Regions from separate parts of the Homo sapiens genome. Here region 1 is linked to region 2. A link is an interaction called in ENCODE POLR2A ChIA-PET data of the cell type or tissue named here. Cell type or tissue: Caco-2. All regions are shown on one strand.

Region 1 (2,500 bases), 230 kb after region 2:
TCTTTGAGGCCAGATGCAGAAATGTCTCACCCTTTGGAAAGACCAGAAAACAGCAGCTCCAGGAGGGCTAAGGAGTGGAAGATGCCAGCCTCAGGTGTGGGAGGAGACAAAGAAGTGGATGTGCCCGTGGCTCAATAGTCTTGTTGACCAGGTAGACCTTGGCAGAGTCAGGATGTTCCTGGTCAGTATCCTGGCTGGCTGCAGACCCAGGAAGCTTGCCTCACCAGGACCCCATCACGCCTCGCCGCCTCGCAGGCAGAGGGGCCGGGCAGCCAGTAGTAAGGCATTCATGCCCAAGTTGGTCAAGTTCTGTGAGCCAGCCATGACTGAATGTAATTTCCCTTTTTAATAACTTCTATTTGGTAAGAATTTTTTTTTTAATTTTTTGGCTGGGCATGGTTGCTCACACCTGTAATCCCAGCACTTTGGGAGGCCAAGGCAGGAGGATCACCTGAGGTCAAGAGTTCGAGACCAGTCTGGCCAACAAATAGGGAAACCCCATCTCTACTAAAATATATATATATATATATAAATTAGCTGGGCATGGTGGTGCATGCTTGTAGTTCCAGCTACTTGGGAGGCTGACGCAGGAGAATCACTTGAACTCGGGAGGCGGAGGTTTTGGTAAGCCGAGATCACGCCACTCCACTCCAGCCTGGCAACAGAGCAAGACTCTGTCCCTCAAAAAAATAAAAACAAAAATTGTTTAGAAATGGGGCCCTGCAATGTTGTCCAGGCTGGACTCAAGCGATGCTCCCACCTCAGCTTCCTGAGTAGCTGGGACTACACCTGGCAACAGCACTTTTAATGTCAATGTGTTTCCAGAAGCCATTTGCTAAGAGGAGCTTTCCAAATGCTAGAGGAGCCTGGTGAGCAGCATTGCTCTCTTTCAGGAAGTGTACGTCGGTAAGGAGACTTTGTGTACCATCGACGGTCTTCACTTCAACAGCACCTACAACGCCCGAGTCAAAGCTTTCAACTCTTCTGGTGTCGGGCCTTACAGTAAAACTGTCGTCCTGCAGACATCCGATGGTGAGCATCGGGATCTCTTAGTGGGAAGAACAGATTCATCATTTTATCCAGTGACAACCAGACAGCCACTTGTGGCAGCTATGATGATGGGGTAGGGGTGGGGGGTGGTGCTGGGCACGGCTGGGTTCTCCAAGGGCGTGCCCTTCTGGGACCACAGGCGGGCTCCCAAAGGACAAAGATTGACTCCTAGGGCCAACCCACATTTCATCCCGTGGACCAGGGGAAAGGATGAGCTGCTGAAGATGGGGGAGGGAGGAAGTGCAGGGCCGGAGGGGCCGGTTGAGGTGCATACGCCTCACCCTGCTCTGCACACACAGCTCTTTGCTGCACCCACATGGCCTACAAGCCACGAAAGAAACATTCATTTACCCCATTGTGCTGGACTAAATGTGAAGTAGCTAAGGGAGGCTAAACTTCTCCCACTTCTCAAGGGCTGAGGAGTGAGTAGGACAGTCCCAGACAAGAAAACTCCACGATAGATGCAGTGGGCCCACACCAGTCCCTACATTTGAGCCTTTCTCACAGCGGAAAAGTGCCCTTTAATCCCCAGCATCAGAGCTCACATCCAGTGATTTATACACCTACCTGCAGCCTTTTAGGTCTTGGGCAACAACAGCATGTTGATATTAATTCAGTGGAATTTTGATCATCTGAGTTCTTAGCAGAGAGCAATGAGAGAAATAGGAATCACATTCCAAAGAGAGTTCTGCTCCCCCAGGTGTGGCCCAGCCCAGGCTGCAGAGGCAGTTTCCAGCTCCCCACTGCCTCCAAGAAGAGGGCAAATCGTGCATTCATTGTTATCATTTAGTCCACACATCCTCTGACTGCCACAGCTGGATGGTCTCCTAGAGGCAGGGAGGAGTAGGAGCATGAGCAGATGCTGGTGTCAAAAGGCCCAGCCAGGGACACTTTTCTGAAAATGATGCCACCTGCAGAGTCACTTTGTACACCCCTAGAGGAGAGCTCGCTAGCTTCTGCCTCTAGACTCTCCTGCCTGCCCAGAGATGAGCGGTCCTTGCCCTGTGCATTGTGGTCATGACTTTAGAGTAAGGGACTCACTTCTATCAACCTGGGGGGTTGGGGAGCAAAAGGGGGCACCACCTGATGGGCTGCAAAATGGAGAATTGAGCTTTGTGATTTTGGCCACATCACTTCACCTCTCTGTGTCTCAAATCTCCCACCCATGAGGTGGCTCATCAATATCGATTTCCTCCTGTACTTTTTTTTTTTTTTTTTTGAGATGAAGTCCCACTCTGTTGCCCAGGCTGGAGTGCAATGGCACAATCTTGGCTCACTGCAACCTCTGCCAACCTGTTCAAGTGATTGTCCTGCCTCAGCCTCCCAAGCAGCTGGGACTATAGGCGCCCACCACCATGTCCAGCGAATTTTTTTTTTTTTTTTGAGACAGAGTCTTGATCTGTCGCCCAAGCTGGAGTGTAGTGGCGTGATCATGGCTCACTGCAAGCTC
Region 2 (2,500 bases):
GCCTTCCCCACAAAGGCCAGTTACTTAGCATAAGGTTATAAACTAGATTGAAGATGCATCAGATGCTCAAAGTGACACATACTTTTAAGAGCTAAAAGCTTTCTCATAAGCCCACACATACTGGCAGACAACATCAACTCCACAGGGAATGCTGAAACAGAGCTAGGCACTGACATGAAAAGATTAGTGACAAGGGAACACAGAGTCACTGAGAACATTGCAAACACCAGCAGGGAAGAGTTGCAAGAGAAGACAACTGGTCTTCTTGTGCAGAGGTGGTCCTGAGATGCACCAACTGATTCCTAAGTGAGAGTCTATGGAAAGAATGCCAGCACATGTGCAGTGTAAGTCCACTGCATGGTGCTGGACTCTAAATCAGACAAAACATTTCCCAAATGAAACTAGGGTTAGCATGGAATGAGACTATCGGCAATCTTAAAAACAGACAGCTATTGATTTCGGTTCTTTCTGATTACATCAGTTGTTCAGCTTATGAAAACGTATTGAGCTATCTACACTTAGGACATATGCACTCTCCTGTATATATGTTGTATTTTGATAAAAAAGTAAAACCAAAACATAAGAAAAGGAATATGCTGGAAAGCATTCACCCAAAGTATTAAAATTCTGCCGCTTTGATAAATTATTTATTCTATCTGCAAGATAAGATGAGCCCAAACAAAATGACCTCTTTAAAACAACTCATTGTGAAAGGGAGAAGGTTTAAAAGTCAGTCAAGTATATATTGAGTGCAGTGAAGCTAAACTGTCTGTACATTGAGTGGTGCACATTGAAGAGCCTTGACTTTCCTACAGTCATGCTCCAGGTAGGTTCTAAAACCCAAGTCACACCATTTTTGCCTCCACCCAGAGATTAAAAAATAATAATTAACCCTTATCACCTGAAGTTGAACAGGTTTAGCAGTATGTAGATCTTTTAAAAGGTAGATGTAATTCTTAATGACAACAGATATACGTGAAAAAGCGAATCATAGGCTGCCATCGTCATAGGGCTTATGCTATAAAATGCTACTTCTAAACCAGAGGATTTGCTGAAAGATGCTGTTCAGTGAGCAAAAGGGAAACACCCTCTGGCAATGCCACAGGGGCCAGGATGTGGCAAGATCACAATCTCTTCATCACTCTGTGCCTCAGTCTCTGAGCACAGCGACTTTGCACTGGCAAATTTACTCAGGAATGCCTTGAAAAACAAGATATGAAGAGGTCTGCCATGAAACTATGTATGATGACAAACACAGAAAATCAGGGCCAGGAGATGAAAGGATTGACCAGATACACTCACAGTAATGGTTACCACAATTGCTATGACTGAGCACAAAATGTGGTTCTTAACTTCCTCATAGAGCAAAAAAGGAAATAGCTCTCATAAGTTTCCTTCTATTGATTCTCTACCACCTCTAGGCATAGCAGTGATCTATGTGCTGTGAGCAAAAAGACTGACTTCATGTATTTAAATGGCCAATTCCTTAATTAAGAAAGCTACCATATACATGGACAATCTCAGTGTTACCAATTTTGTCAAAAACACAGAGCTAGGTTCATAGCTACTTCCTTATTTTTCTGGCAGTTCACAATTCTCAAATTGGACAAACAGATTCTAAATGCCTTTTCCCATAAAGAACTGTGGGAAAATAGAATAAATGCAATTCTGCTTTCATTGATTTCAACAAACTAATGAAAATTAAGACATCAAGTACAGGGCTGCATCACTCAAGAGCAGTGAAAAAAGGCTGAAGGCATTGGAAAAAAAGATTCACACAAACTCACTGTTCTTGTTACTACTACATTTTCAAGGCGAGAGGAGAAAACAAAAGTATTTTTAAAACAACTTCTAGAAATGCATATGCTTGAACCATAAAATATACCTTATACTGTCTGTAAAGAGTATAAAGATATAATTTAATACATGATTTGAAAGAGATGCAGTTTAGCTTTGGTAAGAAGAGCAGAGGGGCCGGGCGTGGTGGCTCACGCCTGTAATTCCAGCACTTTGGGACGCTGAGGTGGGCAGATCACGAGGTCAGGAGTTCGAGACCAGCCTGGCCAACATGGTGAAACCCCATCTCTACTAAAAATACAAAAAATTAGTCAGGCTTGGTGGCAGGCGCCTGTAATTCCAGCTACTTGGGAGGCTGAGGCAGGAGAATCACTTGAACCTGGGAGGCAGAGGTTGCAGTGAGCCGAGATCACGCCATTGCACTCCAGCCTGGGTGACAGGGCGATACTCCATCTCAAAAAAAAAAAAAAAGAAGAGCAGAGAACCTGAATTTTTAAATCAATGAACAAGTTACAAATTTCACAAGACCTTAATGTAGCAGATCTACAGAGTGTTGAATTAAGATATTTCTAAGATCTCTCCAAATCTCACTCTATCTAAGTCTCAGCTCAAATGTCTCCTTACCAGAAGCCATCCCGGGGCACCTCTTAAAGTAGCACCTACACACTGCTCTTTATCCTCTCACACTGCTTTATTTTCAAGG

The links. ChIA-PET counts read pairs that join two places held together with the same protein. Peaks named below come from ENCODE experiments on the same cell type or tissue, not always from the same donor. Only the 100,000 strongest peaks of a DNase experiment are listed, where the experiment ranks them.
Region 1: POLR2A ChIA-PET joins it to region 2 with 11 read pairs; 4 of 35 experiments call an interaction of 5 or more read pairs at or near these places.

What each region holds. Positions count from the first base shown.
Region 1 is chr1:231,205,759-231,208,258 of GRCh38, forward strand. It overlaps TRIM67 (tripartite motif containing 67), which reads left to right. Exons shown (of 10, transcript NM_001004342.5): 7 at 894-1,032. Among named protein-coding and RNA genes, the nearest start is that of TRIM67-AS1, 19 kb to the left of the region's middle. In Caco-2, no CTCF peak of the experiment used is centred here; no DNase peak of the experiment used is centred here.
Region 2 is chr1:230,971,824-230,974,323 of GRCh38, forward strand. All of the region lies in intron 1 of TTC13 (tetratricopeptide repeat domain 13), which reads right to left. Among named protein-coding and RNA genes, the nearest start is that of TTC13, 5.8 kb to the right of the region's middle. RefSeq lists an enhancer at 1,038-1,277. In Caco-2, no CTCF peak of the experiment used is centred here; a DNase peak (open chromatin) is centred at 1,148.